2 separate regions of the Homo sapiens genome follow, and region 1 is linked to region 2. Evidence: chromatin loops called from intact Hi-C (ENCODE). Cell type or tissue: heart left ventricle. All regions are shown on one strand.

Region 1 (8,000 bases), 640 kb after region 2:
CAGGCTGGAGTGCGGTGTCACGATCTTGGCTTACCAAGACCTCCTCCTCCCAGGTTCAAGCGATTCTCTGCCTCAGCCTCCCTAGTAGCTGGGATTACAGGCATGCACCACCATGCCCAGCTAATTTTGTATTTTTAGTACAGACGTGGTTTCACCATGTTGGTCAGGCTGGTCTCGAACTCCTGACCTCAGGTGATCTGCCTGCCTCGGCCTCCCAAAGTGCTGGGATTACAGGCCTGAGTCACTGCTCCCAGCAATTTATTCCTTTTTGGTTTTTGAATCATGTTCTACTATATAAATATGTCATAATTTATTTATCCAGTCACCGATGATGAGCATGTAGATTGCTTCTAGTTTTTCACTATGATAAATAATGTTGTTAAAAGCACTTGTTATTTTCAGAAGTTTTCTTTAGCTTTGGCTTTCACCTATGTGTTTAGGTGTGGATTTCTTTGCATCTATCCTAATTTTGGTTTGTTGAGGTTTTTGGAAATACAAGCTTTCCACAGAATTTAAGGTGTTTACAGTTATTTTGTATTCAAAAAGTTTTTTATATTTTACTCTTTCTCCTCTGTTTCTAGGATTCAAATTCCATAAATGTTGGACTGTTTGATATCACCCCACAGATCTTTGATACTTTGTTTACTTTGATTCAGTCTTTTTTCTCTTAGTTCTTCAAAATGGATATTTCAATGAGTTATCTTCAAATTTACAGATTCTTTCTTCTGCTGTTATCAGATCTGTTGTTGTTCACATCTAATTTCTCATTTCAGTTATTGTATTTTTTCTTACATATATCTTCTATTTCTCTGTTAAAATTCCTTATTAGTTTATTCAGTAAATTAAATGACATTTTCATTTAATTATTTGAATATATTTATAATAGCTTCTTTGAAGTCTTTGCCAAATCCGACATCTGGAACCTTTCAGAAACTGCTATTTTTTTTCCTAAGAATGGGTTATCTTTTTCCTGTGTGTTTGCACGTCTAATCATTTTTGCCTTAATAAATTGACCTTTAAGATAAGACTTTGCAGTGATTCTGGAATCTCTTGTTATTGTGAGAACTTTCGCTTTTTTGTTGTGAACAGTAAAATCTATCTCCCTCCCCCTTTAATGACTAGTTGCTCTACCGTTCCAATTTCTGCTCTTTCACACCTCAAACGAAAGGTTTCTGCTTTCTGCTTTCTAAGCTGTGTACGGGTTGGGGAAGGCAGTGGGTCAGAGGTGCAGCAAGCCCTCAAATCCCACCAGGAGCAATTATGTTTCTCTAGTTTCTGCCTACATTTTCATCAGGCTTATGGGATATTCCCTCTGCACACGTAGTTTAGTGGTCAGCCAGAGACTTGGATAGAGTTTATAGACAGATTTTGTGGCAATCTCACTTTCAAAATTTCTCTGTTAAATTTCTAGTTGCTCTGTTTCTCTGAATTCCATCACCTGCCATCTTGAGCTGTTCAGGCTGCTGATTTCTACTTCCTGACTTGAAGGAAAGGGTGGGTTTGAGGAATGTTCTAGAAAGAAAATTACAAACTCAGAGTTCTTATCCAAGGAAATAGTATCCTTCCATGAGTACATTCTTTTCAAGAGTTTGCCTATCTCTGGTCATTTTCAGTGCCTCCAAAGAGTTGCTTTTAATAGTTTTGTCTGGTGCTTGTAATTATTCTCTGTGGAAGAGATCACCTGACCTCTTCATGCTGTCATTACCAGAAGTCCTGCCTTTCCTTGTTAGAAATATTTTGATCTAAAATTTTAACAATGGAAAGGTTTATGAGTGTGATTTCTTTTTTGAAAATTATACTATCGGCCAGGCGCGATAGCTCATACCTGTAATCCCAGCACTTTGGGATGCCGAGGCGGGTGGATCACGAGGTCAGGAGATCGAGACCATCCTGGCTAACACAGTGAAACCCCGCAGTGGCGGGCGCCTGTAATCCCAGATACTCAGGAGGCTGAGGCAGGAGAATGGCGTGAACCCGGGGCAGAGCCTGCAGTGAGCCGAGGTAGCGCCACTGCACTCCAACCTGGGGGACAGAGACAGACCCCATCTCAAAAAAAAAAAAAAAAAGAAAGAAAAAGAATATTATGCTATTTATTTATAAATACAATGTAGCCTACTTTGTCCTTTAGCATGTTGATATGTATATTAAGAATTGTATTTTTATTTTTATGTATTTTTTTTTGAGACAGAGTCTTACTCTGTTGCCTAGGCTGGAGTGCAATGGTGCGAGCTCAGCTCACTGCAACCTCCGCCTCCTAGGTTCAAGTGATTGTCCTGACTCAGTCTCCTGAGTAGCTGGGATTACAGGCGATTGCCACCATGCCCGGTTAATTTTTTGTATTTTTAGTAGAGATGGAGTTTCACCATGTTGACTAGGCTGGTCTCAAACTCTTGACCTCAGGTGATCTGCCTGCCACAGCCTCCCAAAGTGCTGGGATTACAAGCGTGAGCCACCATGCCTGGCCCGTATTTTTATTTTTATATTGTCTTTTTGTTCCATCTTTTTCTGAAATAATTTTCCTATTCATCTACATTGAAACTTTCCTGTGTCACTTTATTAAAGATAAAATAAAATAGAAAGCCATGTAGTTGGATTAGAAAAATCATCCAACCCATGAATTTGGTCTTTAGGGAGTTAAATTCATTTACACTTAGTGTTATTGTTCTTATATTTTGTTTTATTTATATTGCCTTATTCTTTGCTTTCTTGTAAGTTAGTGATGTGGTTTGGGTCTGTGTCCCCACCCAAATCTCATCTCGTAGCTCTCATAATTCCCACATGAAACATGGGGATGGGTCTTCACAGTGCTGGTCTCATGATAGTGAATAAGTCTCACAAGATCTGGTTATTTAAAAAATGGGAGTTTTCCTGCACAAGTTCTCTGTCTTTGCCTCCTGCCATCCGCATAAGATGTGACTTGCTCCTCCTTGCCTTCTGCCATGATTGTGAGGCCTCCCCAGCCATGTGGAACTGAAAGTCCATTAAACCTCTTTCTTTTGTAAATTGTCCAGTCTTGGGTATGTTTTTATCAACATCATGAAAAAGGACTAATACCATTAGTACCTTAAGTATAATATTAGACAAAAAGGGTGATAGTGGTGTGGTAGACACACCCTAGAATGCTTCCTCATGATACCCATTTTCTGAACTTTCTGTCTTTGTGTAGTCCCATTCCCTTGAGTGTGGGTCTGACCTATAACTTGTTTATAATCAATAGAATACAGCAAAGGTGATGAGATGTATATGATTAAGTATGTGAGATTGCAATGCCTTGGCTTACTAGAATTTTTTGCCTGCTTCTCTCTTTCCTTACTGGCTTTGAAAAACTAAGCTGCCTATGTTGGTAGACTCACATGAAAGAAACTGAATTTGGCCTCTAGGAGCAGAGGTGAAGCCTTCAGTCCTATATGGCTGCAAGAAATGGAATTCTGCCAACAAAAACAAATCCTTCCCCAGTCCAGCCTCTGATGAGACTGAAGCCCTGGCTAACACTTTGATTGCAAACTTGTGAGACCCTAAGCAGAGGACCCAGTATAGCCACACTGGACTTCTAACCTAAAGAAACTACAATAATAAATATGTGTTGTTTTAAGCTTTGAAGTTTATGGTTACTAACTACTAAGACATAGATAGTGAACGTAGGGGACATCCTATTTTTGTTTCTGTGTTTAATAGAAATACTGCTAGAGCTCCGCCATTAAGAATGATAAATTTGGGCCAGGAGTGGTGGCTCGTGCCTCTAATCCCAGCACTTTGGGAGGCCAAGACGGGCAGATCACTTGAGGTCAGGAGTTCGAGACCAGCCTGGCCAACATGGTGAAACCCCGTCTCTGCTATAAATACAAAAATTAGCTGAATGTGGTAGCACATGCCTTTAGTTTACTTGGGAGGCTGAGGCAGGAGAATCATTTGAACCCGGGAAGTGGAGGTTAAAATGAGCCGAGGTTGCACCAGTGCACTCTAGCCTGGGTGACAGAGTGAGACTCCATCTCAAAAAAAAAAAAAAAAAAAGGGTAAATTTGGACTGACATTGTGTTAAATAGGATGTGTGCCATAGAAAACAAAGCATTTTCCAGAACTGAAATAAAATAAATAATTTTTTTTAAAAAGGAAGACCCCAAGGTATAATGTTAATTAAAGAAAGAACAATACATATGTCTTGTGAGAGAGCATATTTTCTCTAAATGAAAATGTTTAATAGGAGCACAAAGAATTAATGATCAGGACAATCTTAAAGTTCATTTCAGCGTAAAGGTGAACTTTTAGTACAGGTGATATGTAAGGTCCATTCATACTTGAGGATTTTGTTACATCAGATATAAAACTGTTAAATTCAAGTTTAGCTTTGATTTCAGAATAGATGTTTCAATCCAACACAACTTTTTGTTCTTTGTTCCTTTAAAGAATGTATTATGAACATTGCTTTTCCCTGAGAAAACTACTAAGTTTCATTTGAATAAGAGAATATTTAGAAAATCTTACTGAATCAGAATCCCATGAACATCATATTTCAATTACAAATAACATTGAAGGAAGGTTTCAAGTCTGTTTAAAAATGTGACAAAACAAATGTTACTTTGCCACCTAGTGGTTCATCCTGATATTTAGTCTCAAAATTTTTTTTGAGTCCTTGTAAGTAATATGTAATATGTAATTTGAGTCCTTGTAAGTAATAATACACTATACCAGGAGATCTTTGCTACATTTATATTTAGGATGAAATTATTCTGGGAAAATTTACTTTATAATTTTTGCATTGTCCCTGGATAGGCACATAATATATTAAATATTATTTTTTATTAAACACTATCAAACTGGTACAATTAAAAATTCCTTTGAAATTTTTGTTCCTTTGAGCTCAAAAGATCCTTTGAAAAAATGTCTATTGCCAGTCCATTATTATTTGCACTATTAAAAAAATCTAAATTCGTTAAAAATAATTTTAGAAAAGGTGTAAAACAGCTCTGAATGTGCAAATGGAGGCAAAGCTAGCCTCTTTTGTAGTGGAGAAGGAAAGTCAATAGAACTTGTCCCAGACAGACAGAATTTGCATGTCTACAGACAATCATTTTGCATTGCTATCAGCTGTCTACAATTTACAATTGCAAAATACCTTCCATAGAATCAGATCAGATAATACTCAGCAAGTTTACAGACTTGTATGGTGTTTTGCTGAAAACCAAAAATTTTTTTGACATATTTTACAAGTTCTGTCTCCATTTTGCAGATGTCCCAATATATGGGACTACTGCATACTGTATTGTTTTATTACATATCAGGGACTAGAATCAGAAACTATAGGGCATAAAACAAGTAACATCCAGTTTCTATTTCTGTTGATTGGTAGACATGAAGTCTACAACCCGCTGTCTTTTCCCGCAGTGCCTTCGGTTTTAATGAGCTCACCTTGTGTTTCTGATGGAGACTATGAGAATCATTGGTTTGGAGCAGCAAGTGTCAATCCTAGCTGCACATTCAAATCACCTCCAGAGCTTAAATCAGGATCTTTAAGAGTGGGATTCAAGAAGTATAGTTAAAGGTATCCAAGGTAATTCTAATGTATAGCCAGGGTAATGAACTATGGACTCTAGAATAGGAGTTTGCCACCCTAGTGACACATTAGAATCATCTGGAGATGATGCTGACATCAACCTGCCTTGGAAGTGTTTCTTGTCAAAAGTTTCCTATGGGTTTTTACTTTTTAAAATTAAACTGAAAAGGAAAGATAATTGAGTTTAAAAGGAAACTTTTAAAATGTACTTAATATATTTAAAATGCATACTGTATTTAAAATGAGGAAAGCTATATAACAACCTCATCTGTCTTTTGATTAATCAATAGATGTAGGTATTCATAATCAGTTCACTGCTCTCATAGGTGAAAGGTGGGAAATAAAATAAGAATGTTGGAAGCCAAGTGAGCGGGAGAAAAGCAGATGGAAAGGCTTAGAGTGAGGGGCATTGCCTGTGAAATCCAAGTCTGGGCATAGTGCTACAGGGTGAGTCCTGGAGATTTATAATACTGAATTAAAAGCACTTGAACTGGGGAGAAGATCTACCATGAAAGTTACTTTTTGCTGAAAGGAAATGATGAAAATAGTAACAATCACCATTTATGAAGCACAAATTAAAAGAATTGTCTGTGTGATTTGAAACCATTTTGTTTCTTGATAACCATGAAACACAACGTGGTAGGTGTAGAGAACAAAATATTAAACATATAGGATCATATAGGAATGCTATCACTAGAGAATCAAGGCCTTTTAGGCCCCATCTCTGGCCACATTTATATTAATTAAGTTAATGTGATTGATAAAAAAAAATTCAAAAGCCAATTTATTAATCTGAAGTGAATTTTTTTTTGAAAAGGACCAGATTTGCTTCCATGTAACATGATCAAAGTGTTTTCTAAACTCTAGACATGGTACATGAAAAAATCAAATGATAATCAGTAGTTTCCTTAAGGAATATGGACTCTGATTAATTTAACATTTAAAACATCCAGCCGGACAGGAGCGGTGGCTCACGCCTGTAATTCCAGCACTTTGGGAGGCCGAGGCGGGCAGATCACCTGAGGTTGGGAGTTGGAGACCAGCCTGACCAACATGGAGAAACCCCATCTCTACTAAAAATACAAAATTAGCCGGGCGTGGAGGCGCATGCCTGTAATCCCAGCTACTCGGGAGGCTGAGGCAGCAGAATCGCTTGAACCCGGGAGGCGGAGTTTGTGATGAGCCGATATCGCGCATTGCACTCCAGCCTGGGCAACAAATGTGAAACTCCGTCTCAAAAAAACAAAAACAAAAACAAAACAAGAGAACATCCAGCCACATCTCCTAGTAACGGTAATTTTGGTGATGGAGTTAAACTATACATATCACTCGCTTACACTGCATCACTCTACACATCTAAGGCATGCCCAGATGCCTTAAAGAGTTTTTAAGGACCTTAACTAAACCATCTTATGGCCATCAGAGCAATGTTTCTCAACTCAAGCTGCATGTTAAAATCACCTGGGGAGCTGTTTTATTTAATTGACGTATAATTGAAGTACAAAAAACTGCACATATTTACTGTATACAATTTGATAAGTTTGGACATATGCATGCACCTGTGAAACCAGCATCACAAAAACAGTCAGGGCAATAAACATGTCTTGTCTCCCCCACCCCCTTTTGGTGGTTACGAATACTCAACATGAGATCTACCCTCTTACATTTTTCTAAGTGCATAATACAGTGTTAACTATAGGTACAGTATTGTATAGCAGATCTCTAGAACTTACTCATCTTGCATAACTGAAACTTTGTAACTATTGAACAACTCTCTATTTACCCAGCCCCAAGCCCCTGGCAACCACCATTCGGCTCTCTATTCTATGAGTCTATTTTAGAAGCACACAGTATTTGTCCTCTTGTGACTGGGTTATTTAACTTAGCATAATGTCAACCTGTTCATGTATGTTTGCATCATTGTCATATACGGCAGAATATTTTTTTTTTTTTTTTTTTTTTTTGTGATGGAGTTTCGCTCTGTTGCCCAGGTTGGAGTGCAGTGGCATGATCTCCGCTCACTGCAAGCTCCGCCTCCCGGGTTCACGCCATTCTCCTGCCTCAGCCTCCCGAGTAGCTGGGACTACAGGCGCCTGCCACCACACCCGGCTAATATTTCTGTTTATAGTAGAGACGGGGTTTCACCGTTTTAGCCAGGATGGTCTCGATCTCCTGACCTAGTGATCCGCCCGCCTCGACCTCCCAAAGTGCTTGGATTACAGGCATGCGCCACCGCGCCCGGCCCAGTATATCCTTTTTTTTAAAGCTTGAATAGTATACCAGTGTGTGTGTGTGTGTGTGTGTGTGTAAATTTTTAAAGTCTATTCATCTGTCAATGAACAGTTACTTGGGTTGCTTCCATGCTTTAGCGATTGTGAATAATGTTGCAATGAAAATAGAAGTGCAGATAATCACTTCAAGATCCTGATTCAATTCTTTTGTATACATA
Region 2 (8,000 bases):
GCACATAAACACAATTCTTAATTGCATGCAAACTTGTATCTATCTATCTATCTATCTATCTATCTATCTATCTATCTATTGAGAGAGAGAGGGAGAGAGAGAGCGTGAGCGCACACCTTGTTGGGAGATAAGCACAAGCAGAAAAAAGAGGAAAGGGTGGACTTGAGGTAGAATGCAAATTTAATAGTGATTAGGGATGACCTCATGGGAAGGTTATTTATTTATTTATTTATTTATTTATTTATTTATTTATTTATTTTTGAGACAGAGTTTTGCTCTTGTTGCCCAGGCTGGAGTGAAATGGTGAGATCTCAGCTCACTGCAACCTCGCCTCCCAGGTTCAAGTGATTCTCCTACCTCAGCCTCCCGAGTAGCTGGGATTACAGGCATGTACCACCATGCCTGGCTAATTTTGTATTTTTAACAGACAGGGTTTCTCCATGTTGGTCAGGCTCGTCTCAAACTCCCAACCTCAGTTGATCCCCTCGCCTCAGCCTCCCAAAGTTTTGGGATTACAGGCATGAGCCACTGCGTCCAGCCTGGGAAGGTTAGTTTTAAGCAAAAAAGTTGAATGGGATGAAGAAGAAAGCCATGAGTATATATAGTAATGTAGATCTTCCCTTTGGGCAGGGGGCAAAGCTAACACAAAGACCACGCAGTGGGAGTGTGCCTGGCATATGCAAGACTGGACAAATTTATCAGGGAATCTGGAACTGAGTGATGGACAGGGAAAGGAATAGAAAGTAAGATCAGAGTTAAAGGTGGAAGGTGGACCAATTACCTGTGATCTTGAAGGACATTTTGTGAACTTTGGCTTATACCCTGAGTTAGGGTTTTAGGCAGAGGAGTGACATGGAACAATATTTTAACAGGGACACTCACTGCTGGGTTGAGAATAGACTGTGGTGTAGGGGGTGAGGAGGGTGGCAAGATAGAAACATCCTTTCCACATAAGAATGATAGTGGTGGTTATGACCACTTGCCTAGAATTCCAATAGCAGAGGGATTTTTGTTTTAGTTTAAGGATAGAAAATATTTTAGCACACTCATTTGCTTAGGTGGAAGAATTAACCTTAGATAAAAAGGATAATACTTTCTGCACTGACACAAAATTGGAGAGATTTAGATGGCAATACATGAAAATAAGCCTGCTGGTGGATGAAAAGCAATCTGAGAAATTGCTGACAGGGTAGCCTGTTTGCTCTGTGAGTTACAGGGTGAAACTTGTGGGCTCTTTGGGCATGGTCCTGACAGGATGACAGCTGTCCTTCAGTCTCCAAACAATGATGTTAAGAGGGGTGAGCAGAATATGCCAAGGTTCTCTCTCAACTTATTAGAAGCCCCATTCTATGTTGCTTTAGACCCTGCTAAACTTAAGAGTATTCCCAAAGCATTTCTCTAACTTGAGCTTGAAAGTAGTATTGTAATAGACAAGGTTATTAATATATAACCACCTATATTCAAGACCTAGCCTCTTCTCTATTGCTCACTCTATGTAAATGATTCTGCTGCCATTCATTCTAGGGTTGCTCAAGGGAAAAGCTGTTTAATAACATATTAGCCCTTGCATTTTAGATGATCTGTTCTTACCATTTTCAACTTCAGAGTTTTCAATTAAAAGCACAGTTTGTTATATGGAGTGCCCTAACTTTTTTTTTGAAATGGAGTCTTGTACTGTCGCCCAGGCTGGAGTGCAGCGGCACGATCTCTGCTCACTGCAACCTCCACCTTCCGGGTTCAAACAATTCTCCTGCCTCAGCCACCCGAGTAGCTGGGACTACAGGCGCCCGCCACCACACCGGCTAATTTTTTGTATTTTTAGTAGAGACAGGGTTTCACCTTGTTAGCCAGGATGGCCTCGATCTCCTGACCTCGTGATCCGCCCACCTCGGCCACCCAAAGTGCTGGGATTGCAGGTTGAGCCACTGCGCCCGGCTGTAGTGTCCTAAATTTTATGGGGCACTGTGTGCAGTTGAAAATCATATGGGCCTTTATTTGTAGCCCATTTGCCTCTGCTCTGAAGGCTGGCTACTTATATCCTTGATGTGTTCCTGAAGCCATTAAAGTTAAGTGTACAAGCATGGCCTATGTTTCAGACTGAATCATTCCAAACATAATCGTTCGGTTTCTTGCAACTCTGTCTAATTATTTGTCACCATTTAGTAACAAAAATAAATTTAATGTGTTTATATATAGATGAATAGAAGATGCTAGGAAACCTCAGTCTTCTGTGTATGGTGGGGTAGGACTGGGGGAGGTGGGAGGGAGGGCAGCAGGAATTTTAGGGGCCTTATAGGCCAGTTAAAACCTCTACCTTTCTTCCTGCCTTTTCCGGTTCTGATTGCTTTGAAATGTGAAAAGCTTTGGTAGAAGTAATTAATTTACTCTGAAATTATCAGGTATTTATGCTTCAGTGTAAATTCAAGTTCAGGAGGTAGAATTTGATGGGTAGGAAAAAGTGGAAAGCTTGAATACAGGGTCACTCCTGGAAAACTGGGAATGGCATGCTACCAGAGAGAAATCACAGTGGATCAACTTCACCCCCTCAAAAATGAGGGCAAGTATGTGTTTATAATAATGTTCACAGTTGAGGATCTTAAGTTGCATTGTGAACAATTCTTAGCAAAAGGAAGGGGGAAAGTTTCCACAATAGAACACACCTTTCTAACAGCCTGTAAGTGGCAGATATGTTTTTACATAGATCATCCAAGACTCTCACTATTTCTGCATGCAGTCTCTAGATCAACCTCTGATTAATGGATGTGACGAATTATCCCCCAATAATAAGCCTTGGATACACCCTTCGTTGGGAAATATTCTACAGCGATTCTGTTAAGCAGCTACAGATCTGACAAGTCACATGCTATCCCCTCTTAAATATGGGATAGCACAAATTTTCTTCAAGTGTTGCCTGCAATAGATATTCTATGTAGTCTCAGACTGTAGTCATTAATTTGAATCTTAAACTAAACGTTATTGCTGGGATGTGGTTTGCAATAGTATTCATGGAGATATAAACAGAGTTTGGACTGTTGATGAATCTTTGAATTACTGGAATTTAGACTGTACCAGCAGAGAGGCATAAACTTGCTGTTAAAAATCCTAGAAGGGCAGAGGAAGTATGAAGGAACAAGTAGGACACTATGCGGCTTCTGTCACATAGATTTGAAAATTAAGTGACTCCAGCAAAATGAAGAAGTTTCCCCATCTTTCTCCCATGAGCACCAAGTGACACTTTAACCCACAGAGGGAATGAAAGTCCTTGTGACACACAGTAATAGAACAGCAGACTGTTTTAACCAGAGCAGAGAAACTTGCAGAAGTCCAAAGGCATATAGGAGCCAAAATAAACACTAGCCAGAATGAGTGAAAGATTTTGATTCCCGGAGCTTGAGGGCACTGAGAGGGCTTAGCAGAGTGGAAGGTTGGTGAAGGAGGGCTTACCTGATTTGAGGCTCACAGTCCCACCGCCTCAGTCAAGAAAGGGAAAAGGGGCTTTGAAATAACAGTAACCAACACTTGTGTTGTGCTTTGTAGTTTATAAAGCCAATTTCCATACAACCTCAACTGCCCTACAAATTAGTAGTGCATTATTATTTATTGTCTACATTTTATGGGTGAGAAGATGAGATTCAGACAAGTGAGATAACTTACTCAAGGTCACTTCTTTATTTAGTGTCAAAACTATGACCAGGACTCAAGTCTTTTTTCATGCTTTCTCACTATATTGAACAATTTCCCATTTAGTAACATGCGTATGTAGCCATGCCATTAGTTCAATTTAAAAAATGTGTAGGAAATATTTTATATGAAGCATATCTCTATATGTTAAATCAGTGATAGGCACTATATTAATACACTGAATAAATGTGCCAAAGTCAGAGGCCCAGTCTTTCAATAAAGAAATAGCGTTTCCATTTTTCCTCCTTGTCACGCTCCTGTATCTAACATTGGATTTCATCTGCCATCTAGTGGAATTTTCACAAATTACATGTTAAAATCGTATTCCCTGCATCAGGTTGTCCAAACTGTTTCTGAAATATAATCAAAGTCTTCATCTTCACCTTATTTAAGCACGTTTATGTGGCAGATGTTTTCTTTTCTCAAAAATTAGTAAGTTTTCTGTCATCCTGAATTTGGTACAAGCTTGTTCTTGACTAACATGCTGTGTGACCTAGGACAATTATCTTTTCCTAGGAAAATTATCTTTTAAAAACTTTGTTTTCTCTATCACACACTGAAGTCATTTACATATGGGATAGCACAAGTGAAGTCACTTTCAGCAATGAAATTTTTGACTCTACCTTTATTATAGTAAAGTATTTATAGTATAGTAAAATACAGTATTTATTTAATACAGTAAAAATCACTATGATTTTTAAACATCTATATTTTCCCTTTATTCCCCCACATCTAACTATTCCAAACCCCTAATCAGAGCATTCCTATGGATCAGTGAGTTACTAGGGTGACATAATTATGTTAAAAAATCAGAAAATAATGACATATATCACATATGTCATGCGAAAAAAGATTTGAAAATGCCCATTGAGTGAACCATTGAATTTGTGTTTAAAAAAAAAGAAAAAAGAACAACGTGGATATGTTTATAAATTTTAGTAGATCATCACATAAAATCTAATTCCTCTTCACAATAGCTTTGTGAGGCCATTAAAGCAAGTGTGCTATCACTATTTGACAATGAGTAAACAGAGGCACAGAAATATTTATTGACTTGATCAATCTCATAGTGATGAGCAGTTGTAGAAAATGAATTAAAACTCAGGTTGGTGTTATGGTGCAGACCCACAGCAGCATGATCACCTGGGAGTTTGTGGCCAGTGCAGAATCTGACAGTATTCTAGACCTATGGAATCAGAATCTGCATTCTGACCACATACGCAGGTGATAGGATGTCCATTAAAGTTTGAGAAGCATCAGTTGAGCCCAGGATATCAAAAGCCAGTCGTGTAATATTGGAGGAGAGTTTCAATTTTAATCTGAACAGAAGCTTAAATAGGGCAAAACGTCTCAAGTGAGAGGACAAATTTCAAAATAAATCTTATATGCAAAATATTAAAATGTCTTGAATAATTTCAGACTTGAAAATATAATCAGTGCCTTTCCAGAGCAACAATACAATTTTATTTGTTTAGGGAAAACTTTCTATGACAGTGTATTATAACTAGCTCAAGCTTTTTAAAATATTTAGAATTTTCAAGATCAAAACACTTTGTTTAGCTCAGTTCCTTCAATTTATAGATGAAGCAATAAAGTCCAATAAGAAAATTATCGACAGGACTAAATTTGAAGCTCCTGTCTGTTGGTCTTCTGCTCTTTAATAGCACTTCCCCCCTTACATATGGCGTATGGACTATAATTTGTCTGGAGGACCATTTCCCAAAGTCTGCCCTGCAGAACACCAGTCCTGCAAGTTGCTCTGCAAAAATATGTTTGAAAAATATTGCATAACATAGCTTCTTCATGGAGATTCTCAGCACATTCTCATAACGAATGAGAGGTGCTGTCATAAAGGAATTATTTTTAACTCTTTACCTTAGTTAACCAAGCATAAAATGCTCTCACTTCCTCTCTGATGTCCCCTTCTGCTATTTTTAAAAGTTTATTTTATATATTTAAGTTATATAGCATGATCTTATGGGATACATATACATAGTAAAAGTGTTATTACAGTAAAGTAAATTAACATTCTTCATTTCAGAGTTACCCATTTTTGTTTTGTGGCAAGAATGATAAAAATCTCATAGCATGAATCCCTTAAACACAGTACAACTTTATTTCCCATTGTCTTCATGTTGTGCATTAGTTCTCTAGATTTGTTCATCCTAAGTATCTGCTACTTTGTATCCTCTGACCTACATCTCTGTATTTCCTTCTTTCTATTCACACCCTACAGTGGAAGTAACCACTGTTTTGTTTTCTGTCTCTCTCTCTATTTTTTTCTAGACTAGCTAATGGTTGTCAATTTGTTTTCGAAAAACAAACTCCTAGTTTTATCAATTCTTTCTATGGCTTTTCCATTCCTATTTATTTTTATTCTGATTTTTAAAATTTTCTTTATTCTGCAAATTTGGTGTTTAGTTCTTTTTCTAGTTCCTTGAAGTGTAAGGCTAGGCTATTTATTTGGAATCTTTTTTTAATGTAAGCATATATTACTATAAACTTCCCTTTTAAAACTACTTTCGCTGGTATCCCATAGGTTTTTATATGTTATATTTCTATTGTTTGTCTCAAGATATTTATAAATTTCCTTTTTGATTTCTTCTTTGATCCATTGGTTGTTCAGGAGCATGTTCTTTAATTTCTACATATTTTTTGACTTTTCCAAGATTCCTCATGTTACTGATTTTTAGTTCCTTACCATTGTGGTCTGAGATGATGCTAGATATAATTTAAATCTTCTTAAATTTGTTAAGACTTGTCTTGTGGACTGTGTGATCTGGTCTGGAGGATGATCCATGTGCACTGGAGAAAAGTGGATATTCTGCAGCTGTTGGATGGAAAGCTCTGTATGCCTGTGAGGTCTATTTAATCAAAAGTACAATTTAAGTCCAGTATTTCCTTAAGTTTCTGTCTTGTTTATATATCCATTGATGAACGTGAGATAATAAATTCCCCTACTATTATGGTATTGTATCTGTTTCTACCTTCATGTCCATTAATATTGGCTTTATGTCTGTAGGTGCTTAATTGTGGCATGTACATACACTGAGAGTGTCTTCTAGATGAATTGACCCTTTATCATTAAATCATAACCATCTTTGTCTCTTGCAAAAGTTTTTTACTTGAATTTTTTTTTTCAGATGTAAATATAGCCGCTCTTGCTTTCTTTTGATTATCATGTTCATGAAATATTTTCTTCCATCCTTTTACTTTCAGGCTATGTGAGTTCTTAAATCTTAAGTGGATATCTTGTAGACAACATATAACTGGATCTTTTTAAAATTTATTTATCTACTCTATTGATTAGAGATTTTAATCCATTTACAGTCAATGTTATTATTAATAGGTAAAGGCTTACTGACATTTTAAAATTTGATTTTGTTTTACAGATTTTTTGTTCCTTTCTTGTGATTTGTGATTTGATAATTTTCTGAAGTGTTAAGCTATGATTTTTCTAGTTATCATTTGTATATCTGCTATCTTTTATTTTTTTTGTGGATACCAGTAGGCTTATGTATAAAATCTTGTAGTTATAATCTACTTTTTTTTTTTTTTTGAGACTGAGTCTTGCTCTTGTTACCCAGGCTGGAGTGCAATGGCATGATCTCAGCTTACTGCAACCTGCGCCTTCAGGGCTCAAGTGATTCTTGTGCCTCAGCCTCCCAAGTAGCTGGGATTACAGGTGCATGCCACGACACCCAGCTAACTTTATTTTTAGTAGAGGTGGGGTTTCACCATGTTGGGCAGGCTGGTCTTGAACTTGTGACCTCAGGTGGTCTGCCTGCATCAGCCTCCCAAAGTGCTCAGATTACAGGTGTGAGCCACCACACCCGTCCTTATAATCTACTTTTTAAAGCAGATAACATCTTAATTTCTGTTGAACATAAAAGCTCTAGACTTTTTTCCGTCCCATCACAATTTGTTTTTAATGTCAAAATTTACATCTTTTTATATTGTGTATTTAATGACAACTTATGATAGTCTTAGCTATTTTTGACCACTTTGACTTTTCATCTTTATATTACAGAAATGTATAATTTATACACCATTCCAGTATTGAAATATTCTTGATTTGATTATGTATTTACCTCTACCAGTGAGCTTTATACTTTCATATGTATTCATTACAGTAATTATTGTCCTTTTGTTTTCACTATAAGAACTCCCTTAAGCATTTCTTGTAAAGTAGTTCTACTGGTAATGAATCCTTCAGTTTGCTCTCATCGGTATTGACAGTTGTGTTGAGTATAGTATTCTTAGCTGAAAGGTTTTTTTTTTTCTTTTATAACTTTGAATATGTCATCCAACTTTCTCCT

The links. Peaks named below come from ENCODE experiments on the same cell type or tissue, not always from the same donor. Only the 100,000 strongest peaks of a DNase experiment are listed, where the experiment ranks them.
Region 1: it touches region 2 in a loop (4-fold over the local background); 3 of 110 quality-filtered maps call a loop at or near these places.

The regions. Positions count from the first base shown.
Region 1 is chr7:80,056,996-80,064,995 of GRCh38, reverse strand. No RefSeq gene overlaps it. Among named protein-coding and RNA genes, the nearest start is that of GNAI1, 74 kb to the left of the region's middle. In heart left ventricle, a CTCF peak has its summit at 4,574 (motif pointing left); no DNase peak of the experiment used is centred here.
Region 2 is chr7:80,695,197-80,703,196 of GRCh38, reverse strand. No RefSeq gene overlaps it. Among named protein-coding and RNA genes, the nearest start is that of CD36, 61 kb to the right of the region's middle. In heart left ventricle, a CTCF peak has its summit at 3,983 (motif pointing left); no DNase peak of the experiment used is centred here.